Regions from separate parts of the Homo sapiens genome. Here all the other regions are linked to region 1. Evidence: chromatin contacts called from ENCODE Hi-C or POLR2A ChIA-PET data. All regions are on one chromosome and are shown on one strand. Each heading gives the region's core, a stretch centred on a gene start or an enhancer-like site at or near the end of the contact. The rest is flanking DNA. Distances are from core to core; before and after follow the strand shown.

Region 1 (2,910 bases), core at 269-2,768:
AAGCCTAGGTGACACAGTGAGGCTCTGTCTCAAAAAATATAAATGAATTAATAATGAATTAATGAATGCATGCTTAAAACTTTTTTTGTTGTTTTTTTTGAGATGGAGTCTTGCTCTGTTTCACAGACTGGAGTGCACTGGTGCGATCTCTGCTCACTGCAACCTCTGCGGGACGGATTCAAGCGATTCTCCAGCCTCGGCCTCCCAAGTAGCTGGGATTACAGGCATGAGCCACCACACCCGGATAATTTTTGTATTTTTTTAGTAGAGAAGGGGTTTTACCGTGCTGGCCAGGCTGGTCTTGAACTCCTGACCTCAAGTGATCCACCTATCTCGGCCTTCCAAAGTGCTGGGATGACAGGCATGAGCCACCACACCCAGCCTTGCTTAAAACTATTAAATGACAAGCAGGCACAGTGGCTCACGCCTGTAATCCCAGCACTTTGGGAGTCCGAGGCAGGTGGATCACCTGAGGTCAGGAGTTCGAGACCAGCCTAGCCAATACGGTGAAACCCCGTCTCTACTAAAGATACAAAAATAGCCGCGCGTGGTGGCAGACGCCTGTAATCCCAGGTACTTGGGAGGCTGAGGCAGGAGTATCGCTTGAACCCGGGAGGCGGAGGTTGCAGTGAGCCGAGATCGCGCCACTGCACTCCAGCCTGGGCAACAAGAGCGAAAACTCCGTCTCCAAAAAAAAAAAAAACAAAAAACAAACACACACACACACAAAACTATTAAATGACTTGCCCATGGTTACTTAGAGGATTATAATGGAGTCAGGTGAAAAACCTTAGAGGATGAGAACTTTTTGAAGGCAGAAATTTTACCGGCAGCCCCTGTACTTCTCCCAGTGCCTGGAATTCAGTAGGTGTTCAATAAATGTGTGTTACAGGTATGAACTACATAAGGCAGAAACCCAGGTCCCTGTCACCCATTCAAAGCCGTGTCACTAAGAGTTTGCCTGTCGCCATCATTCCAGTATCCTCAGGGAGCATCAACGCTCTCCCTTCGGCCCTGAGTTTAGCGAGGGGATTGGTCTTACCCGTCGGCCTGGGCGAGGCCACGGAACATGCCCTCCCCGCCCGGGCAGTGTCTCTGACCCTGGAATATGCCATCCTCGGTGCTGAAGTGCTTCACCGTCCTGTCCGCGCAGCCCACCAGCATCTGCGGCAAAGAAGGGCAAGATGGCGAGGAGAGCGAGGCTGCTGCGCCCCAGGCCCCCAGCTCCGGCCCGACCAGGGGCCACTCACCTGGGTCTCGCCGCCGGTGCCCCAACACAGGGCGCTCACTGCCTCCTCGCGCCGCGGCTGTCCTCCGGCCGTGAAGTTCGCCGCCTGTTTTCGCTGAAGATTTACCCCTGAGAGACGAAGGCGTCAGTCACGCCAGGGGCGCGAGTGCACCCCTGCACTTCCCGACGCCCGAGCCTGCCACCCACCTTTCAAGATCCCAGTCTCGGTGCCGACCCACACATGGTTCCAGCGTGCAGCAGCAGCCGCCATGACAAAGCCTGGAGGCAGACAGTTCACACTTCCGGCGCAGCGTGTGCGTCACCAGCGGGCGTCGAGTCCGATGCAGCGCAGTGTAGTTGCTGGAAGTTTGAAGAGCCGAAACAGTAAAGCTTCCATGCTTGTTTTGCTTTACGAAAATGAAACCAGGAGGTGCTTGTTTATGTAGATCGGAAGAATACATTGATCATTTTGCACTTGGGGGTGAAAAGCACCTTTCCTGGACTGCGTGGCCGGATCAAGCCAGCCCTAGTCTGTCTCCCGGCTCCATTATGTAATATGTGTTCTGGACTGTTAGACAAGAAACAACAAACGATTTAAGAAACGATTTAAGAAACACTTTAGAAACGATTCAAATCATTAATGATGTGTGGGGCTTCGTTCTGGAATATAAGTCACGAAAGAAAGATGGGAAAAGGAAACCGACGATTTTTTTTTTCTTTTGAGAGAACTTCGCCCTTGTTGCCCAGGCTGGAGTGCAATGGCGCGATCTCCTCTCACCTCAACCTCCGCCTCCCGGGTTCAAGCGATTCTTCTGCCTCAGCCTCCCAAGTAGCTGGGATTACAGCTGGTATTACTAAACCACCGCGCCCGGCCTCGTTTACTCTTCAAGAGGCGGACAGCGAGGCGCGGTGGCTCACGCCTGTAATCCCAGCACTTTGGGAGGCCGAGGCGGGCGGATCATGAGGTCAGGAGATCGAGACCATCTTGGCTAACACGGTGAATCCCCGTCTCTACTAAACATACAAAAACAAAACTAGCCGGGCGTGGTGGCGGGCGCCTGTAGTCCCAGCTACTCCGGAGGCTGAGGCAGGAGAATGGCGTGAACCCGGGAGGAGGAGCTTGCAGTGAGCCGAGATTGCGCCACTGCACTCCAGCCTGGGCGTCAGAGACTCCGTCTCAAAAAAAAAAAACAAAAACAACTAAAAGTACTCTGTGCTATGCTACATGAGAAACGCAGAGAAAGTCATCGCTCAGTAGAAATACAGTAATAGCGCATGCGTAAATAGGAGAGGGAAGTCGCTACTTTACCTAGAGATTAACACAGAAAAGCAACAAATTACCAGTTTACAAGTAAACCCTTTATCTAACGCGAAGATTTATTTATTTTTTGAGATGGAATCTTGCTCTGTCTCTCAGGCTAGAGCGCCCGCCACCAGGCCTGATTCACTTTTCTTTTGGTTTTTTAGTGAAGACGGGATTTTTCACACCATGTTAGTCAGGCTGGAATTACCCAATCCGCCCGCCCCAACCTCCCGAAGTGCTAGGATTTCACGCTTGAAACCCCGAGCGCGACCTAGGTTTAACACATCAAACGCGAAACCAGGCCGGGCGCGGTGGCTCACGCCTGTAATCCCACCACTTTGGGAGGCCGAGGCGGGCGGATCACGAGCTCAGGAGATCG
Region 2 (2,910 bases), core at 280-2,779, 970 kb after region 1:
TTTCTTTCCTCCTGCCTTCTCTTCTCCTGCCACTGCCTCCCATTGGCTAAACCGAGGCCTGAAGCCAGATGCTCTGGGAGCCTGAGAAACTGCCCCCCGCAAGACTCAGCCCACTGCAATACAGAGCAGAGCAGAGGGGCACGGAAGGGATCTGTAGCAAATGGTAGAGAATGACCATTCAGCAGAAATAGTTAAACAGGCTTGGTAATACCTTTGTTGTAAAACCTTTAAAATATCAGATACACTTGCACATAACAAAATAATTCCCTTAAAAATAGACTGCAAGGCCAGGCGCGGTGGCTCACGCCTGTAATCCCACTTTGGGAGGCCGAGGCAGACGGATGATGAGGTCAAGAGATCAAGACCATCCTGGCCAACATGCTGAAACCCCGTCTCTACTAAAAATACAAAAATTAGCCGGGCATGGTGGCACGTGCCTGTAGTCCCAGCTACCCAGGAGGCTGAGGCGGGAGAATAGCTTGAACCTGGGAGGCGGAGGTTGTGGTGAGCCGAGATAGCGCCACTGCACTCCAGCCTGGTGACAGAGCGAGACTCTGTCTCAAAAAAAAAAAAATTAAAAAATTGACTGCAATCCATATAGACTAGTTCACACCTCTTCTCACACCCCCATCCTACTACGCGATTCTGAATACTACTGTGTCTGGTCTGATATAACGACATTCGAAGATGGATTTTCAGTGTCAGACATTTTGCATTTTCTGAGCTGAAATCTCATGAGGGTTGCTATAGAAGAGGGAGATGCACATTCCATGTCACAGAAGTAAAAGCTCACCCAGAGTGTGGTTATAGGGCAGCAATGTCATGGCAACTGGACTCTGGTCTTGGGGCTCTCAAGGGATTGCTGTGTGTCCTTGGAGAGGGTCACAAAATCTCCGGACTCCCGTGCCAAAAATGGAAATCATACCCATCAGGGTGGTTTATGTCCGCTCACAGTCCACTCTGCTTCTCTTCTTTGCCTTCCCAGAAGGGTCCAAAATGGTTTTTGAAAGAAACGATGAGCCGGACTAAGAAAACAGATAATGTGCCCACGGCCACGGAGCTGGCAGATGAGAAGGAATTCGGTCTCTGCGTTTCCATACCAAGGCCCTTTCCACTCACCCACCGCTTCTCTTCCTGCCCGGGGCATCTGCTGGCGGAGGAAGGCTTGTCCACGGAAAGGCAAAAGCGACTCCCGATCAAAATCCGGGGGCACCTGGTAGCGCTCTCCACGCCAGCAGAAACGCCCAACTGACTTCTTAATGGAGGGAAACCCCGGGCTTGGCCCGCAGACTGAGGGGCCCGCGTTGCGGGTTTTGGGGGCCCCTCTGCCTCTGCGCACCGGGTGGCCCCGGGTCCCCTCGGCCCTTCCCGCCGCCTCCCGGGTCCAGGGTTTCTAACGGGGCCGCGTGCCCGGGGCGGGGCCACGCGCGATTGGCCGCGCGGCATCGGGGGCGGGTCCGCGGCTGGCCGGCCGGGCGGGCGCCGACAATGAGCCTCCATAAAAGGGAGCGGCGGGGGGCAGGGGCCCCGGATTGAGCCCTCCCCGCCCGGGCTCCCGACGCGCCGAGGTCTCGGGGAGGCCCGGACGCGCCGGTCGCAGGCCCGGCCGGCGAGCGGCGGGCGGGCGGCGGGGAGGGGGCTGCGCGGGGCGGGCGGCGGGCCCGGCGCTATTCCGGCCAGGAGGCGGGAGGCGGTTGCCGGCTGCGCGCCGAAGCCTGCGCGCCAGTCCTCCGGCCACTGCTATCGCCCACGGCCGCACCATGGCCCTAAAGGCCGAGGGCGCCGCACTCGACTGCTTCGAGGTGACGCTGAAATGCGAGGAAGGGGAGGACGAGGAGGAGGCCATGGTGGTGGCCGTAATTCCGCGGCCCGAGCCGATGCTCAGAGGTGAGGATGGAGGGGATTCCACTTCCGCGTCACGGTGCGGGGCCGGGGCTGGGGCCGTCCCTCCCCAGTCGGGGTCCGGGACCCGGGCACCTTCTCACCCCCTTCAGCCTTGGGGCCCAGGTTTCCCTCTCGGATCTGGGTCCAGGGCGCGCTCTTGCACCTCCCCCACCATGGTTTAGAAGCTCAGGCCTCCTCGATTTCCCCCTCCCTTCCCCTTTCCCCCGCCCAGGGTCTGGAGACTTCGATCCACGCCCCGCACGCTCCGGATCTTCCGGTGCCCAAGCGCCCCCTCTCCCGGGCCCAGCACCAGAGGCCGGATCCCCAGAGGCGCTGGGTGGTTGCGGCCGCCGTCTCACAGCCTGGGAAGGGGAGGCAAGCACAACGGCCGGGCTGTGTTCTAGTCCGAGGGGCGGCGAAGCCTCTAGGCCGGAGGCTACAGGCGGGCGCCGCTGCCGACCTCCAGGAGAATTTTAAGGGCTCTCCGAGCATAACGCTTCCCTGCCCACCACCCCGCTTCATTCCCATTCCCGGGCCTTCCACTTGCAGGAGCCACAGGTGTCAAGTTCTGGAGAGAAGGGATGAATGGGACTGCATACAACAGCTAGTTTGGAAAAGCAGTGCAGTGCTAGAACGAGATTAGCTTTGGGAGGGGATGGGAGGAACAATCTCAGAACACTCGCTCTCCCCTCCCCCTTCACCGATTTCTAGTCCTCAGGAGCTTGCAAACCGTAAGAAAACAAAGAGCCATCTTTGTGGGAGACTTAATATGCATGAAAATGCAAATATATTTCCATTCTCCCACCCCGCTTTTCTTAGGCGGGATAGTACCCAAAAGAGGTTGAGAGCAGCAATGCCATTCATTGAACTTCAGCCGAACAGAATGATGTCTGCCTGCACTGCCTGTCATCCTTTTTGGAACTGGAAGGGTTATAAAATTCATGAGGGAAATAAAGGTCACCTCCCTTCTCGGAGCATTTAGTCCAAAAGATAGGTTGTTTTCCTACTTCTGCTAATATTTGTTGA
Region 3 (2,910 bases), core at 250-2,749, 720 kb after region 1:
AAAAATAACTGTACACAAACTGAAACACATCAAATATGTTAAAACCCACGTGTTCATAAGGATATTTTTTAAAAACACTAGGCATCTTTGGAGGATGGAAAAGAATCACCCTATTATTCCAAAAGCTGGTAAATAAAGGAAAAGATTCAAGCATTTCCTAACTGAATTGTCCTCACGGAATGCAATTTAAAACTACAACAAACCCCAAAGCTACAAACCAATACTTGTAAGGTAGCCATATATGTATGCAAAAACAGAAAAATATTTGGAAGAATACGCACCAGGTTGTACAGAGGGGAAAGGCTGTACAGATGGGAAGGATGGTCAAAGGGGACATTAGTTTTTATGCTAATAGTTTTGGTTTTTGGCTTTTGGCTTTTTTTGAGACATGATCTCATTTTGTCACCCAGGCTGGAGTGCAGTGGCACTATCACAGCTCACTGCAGGAAGCCTCAGCCTCCCCAGCTCAAGTGATCCTCCCACCTCAGCCTCCCAAGAAGCTAGGACTATAAGCACATACCATTATCCTTGGCTAATTTTAATATTTTTTGTAGGGATGGGATCTCACTATGTTGCCCAGGCTAGAGTTTCGGTTTTTCAGACAAAGTGAATGTGTTCACGTATTTCTCCTGGAATTAAATACATTCTTTCTTTTTTAAGTCGAAGCTTTAGAGTCAGAGCCTCCTAAGTTCGAATTCCCTCTCTGACTTTTGGGCAGCCCCCTCTCTATACTTACCAGTATATCATTCCTCCTATCCATGAAGTTGGCAGTAATTATGCCTACTTCATAGGATTGCTTATTAACTACCTGGTGTGGATTAAATAAAAGAAGTGTTTAGCATGGTGTCTGGACCCCTGAGCACTTGGGAAATGTGGCTGCTATTGGGTCTAAAGGAAGAAGGAAACTAAGAAGGAATTGGAGGGAAGGAGGGAAAGTAGAGGGACTGGCCCTGCCTGGAGGCGAGGGAGACAGAGCCCTTTCTGACAGCCCCCATTGCCACCCACACAGCTGGAGCCCTTTCCCTGGACCCTCCCTCCCCAGCTAATCCCTCCCACTGAGGATGATGTGACAGAGGAGGCGGCCTGTGGGGTAAACCAAGGGCTGCTCTCCCTGAGCCCACCATTCCTGCCTTCAGGAGGCTTAGCAGAGCCACTGGTAGTTTGGCCAGAGGAGGGCTTGGAAAAGCATAAACGCAAACTTTGGCCACAGTAGAACCAGACCCCATGCGGCAGCTGAGGCTGGGGAGCCTCCAGGGTCATAACCCAGCACCGTGGTTCCTTCCCACAGTGTCTGAGAGAGCCAGACCCCCAGAACTCAGCATGTGCCCATGTGCCCTCCATGCCAGAGCTGTAGACCAACAAGAATACACATAATCATCACTAATAGGGTGGTTGTTCCTCAAATCAAAGCTTTAAAACCGTTTCTGGGGACTTACCAAAGCCATCCTTCCTTCAAGATGATGTCTTGTGTGTTGCTGACTCTGTGTCCAGCCTTAAATTAGCTCTGAGTTTCACTTTCCCTGTGACCCAGCCCATATACAACTATTTCAGAACATAGGCTGGGTGCGGTGGCTCACACCTGTAATCCCAGCACTTTGAGAGGCTGAGGCGGGAGGATCACAAGGTCAGGAGATCGAGACCATCCTGACTAACACGGTGAAACCCCGTCTCTCCTAAAAAATAGAAAAAATTAGCTGGGCATGGTGGTGGGCACCTGTAGTCCCAGCTACTCCAGAGGCCGAGGCAGGAAATGGCGTCAACCCAGTAGGCAGACCTTGCAGCGAGCAGAGGTCGTGCCACTGCACTCTAGCCTGGGCGGCAGGGCGAGACTCAGTCAAAAAAAAAAAAAAAAAAAAAACAGAACATAGATCAAGGTTCATGTAAAATTTTCCCTGTCTTCAAACAGGGGCAGAGCACATATCAAGTAGGCAAGGCGGCATGAAAATCAGCCAGACAGAAGAGGAATCAGAGCTCAGGATATAGATTGAGAAGGACTTAGTGGCAGTGTGGTCAGGGGCACAGCTGACAATCACCAAGTTTCAGGTGGAACAAGCAAGATCCAGTGGTTGTGGGGGCAAGGGAGGATATAGAGACAGAGACCATGGGGGAAAATTTCAAAAAGGAGAGAGGAGCCCCAGAGAGACTGAGATTCATGCCTCCAAATTGGGAATGATGGTTGCCGGGACAGGCAAACATTTCCACCAACCTCAAACCCCATGGCCCTAGAAAAATCGTATTATTGGAGGCACATTCCTCTACCCTGGAAACAGAGTGAGCCTGCTTGGACAGCAGTATAGAAACCACTCCCCTTTCTGCCTCTCACCCACAGTTCAGAAACACTCATTCCACACCAAATGGAAACCAAAACCCAGTACTGGGTGTGTAGAGGTTGCTTCTTTGAGGCACCTGCATGCTTATCTCACCCAAGCTCCAAATAAGTATCTCTTCTGTCATCTACATATAGTTGTCCGGTCCTGAGCAAACTGGACAGGAAGGGGTGGGTGGGGCTGGGGGGAGCTGAGCATCCTCACTGTGGGGCATGGGGGCGAGGACCAATAACTTACCCTCTTCAGGCTATAAACAAACAAACAAACAAAGAGCTTTAGTGTGGGGATGCAGATGGACTGGAGCCAGAACTGGAAAACTCTTTGGGAGCCACAGCAGTTCTGCATGACCAGCTACTCCCTCAGCTCACGTGGTCATGTGGTCTTGCTCCCATGGAGACGGCCTCTCTCAGCACCTCCACTCCATTCTCCTCTGAGTTGCAGTGGGACAATCTTCAAAGTATTCCTTCTGGAGGGAGACAGTAGGGTTGGCTTGGCTAATTATCTCCTGCCCCATTGTCCAGAGACCTCTGGGCCGGTCCCACTCAGGCTTGCTGATCATCTTTTTAGGGGCTGACCTCCAGTC

What was found. Hi-C counts contacts between places; a loop is a spot of excess contacts on that map. ChIA-PET counts read pairs that join two places held with the same protein, here RNA polymerase II (POLR2A). Pooled maps may share reads with other maps.
Region 2: a loop to region 1 is called in a pooled map, with 4 times the contacts of the local background. The contact joins the promoter of SPINDOC here to the promoter of WDR74 in region 1. A Hi-C loop is called at or near these places in 1 of 50 pooled maps.
Region 3: a map with no recorded cell type shows a loop between it and region 1 (7-fold over the local background). The contact joins the promoter of PLAAT2 here to the promoter of WDR74 in region 1. A Hi-C loop is called at or near these places in 2 of 37 single-sample maps with no recorded cell type and 8 of 50 pooled maps. POLR2A ChIA-PET finds 5 or more read pairs at or near these places in 3 of 52 experiments (Panc1, activated naive CD4-positive, alpha-beta T cell and naive thymus-derived CD8-positive, alpha-beta T cell).

The regions. Positions count from the first base shown.
Region 1 is chr11:62,838,072-62,840,981 of GRCh38, forward strand. It overlaps WDR74 (WD repeat domain 74), which reads right to left and starts at 1,519. Exons shown (of 11, transcript NM_001369450.1): 1 at 1,436-1,519; 2 at 1,251-1,357; 3 at 1,043-1,164. The coding sequence starts at 1,499. RefSeq lists enhancers at 943-1,072, 1,183-1,302, 1,363-1,702, 1,773-1,912, 2,543-2,712 and a silencer at 2,843-2,892.
Region 2 is chr11:63,811,927-63,814,836 of GRCh38, forward strand. SPINDOC (spindlin interactor and repressor of chromatin binding) reads left to right here and starts at 1,530. Exons shown (of 6, transcript NM_138471.3): 1 at 1,530-1,887. The coding sequence starts at 1,761. RefSeq lists a silencer at 1,166-1,635.
Region 3 is chr11:63,561,880-63,564,789 of GRCh38, forward strand. PLAAT2 (phospholipase A and acyltransferase 2) reads right to left here and starts at 1,500. Exons shown (of 4, transcript NM_017878.2): 1 at 1,437-1,500. The coding sequence starts at 1,445. RefSeq lists a silencer at 2,457-2,536.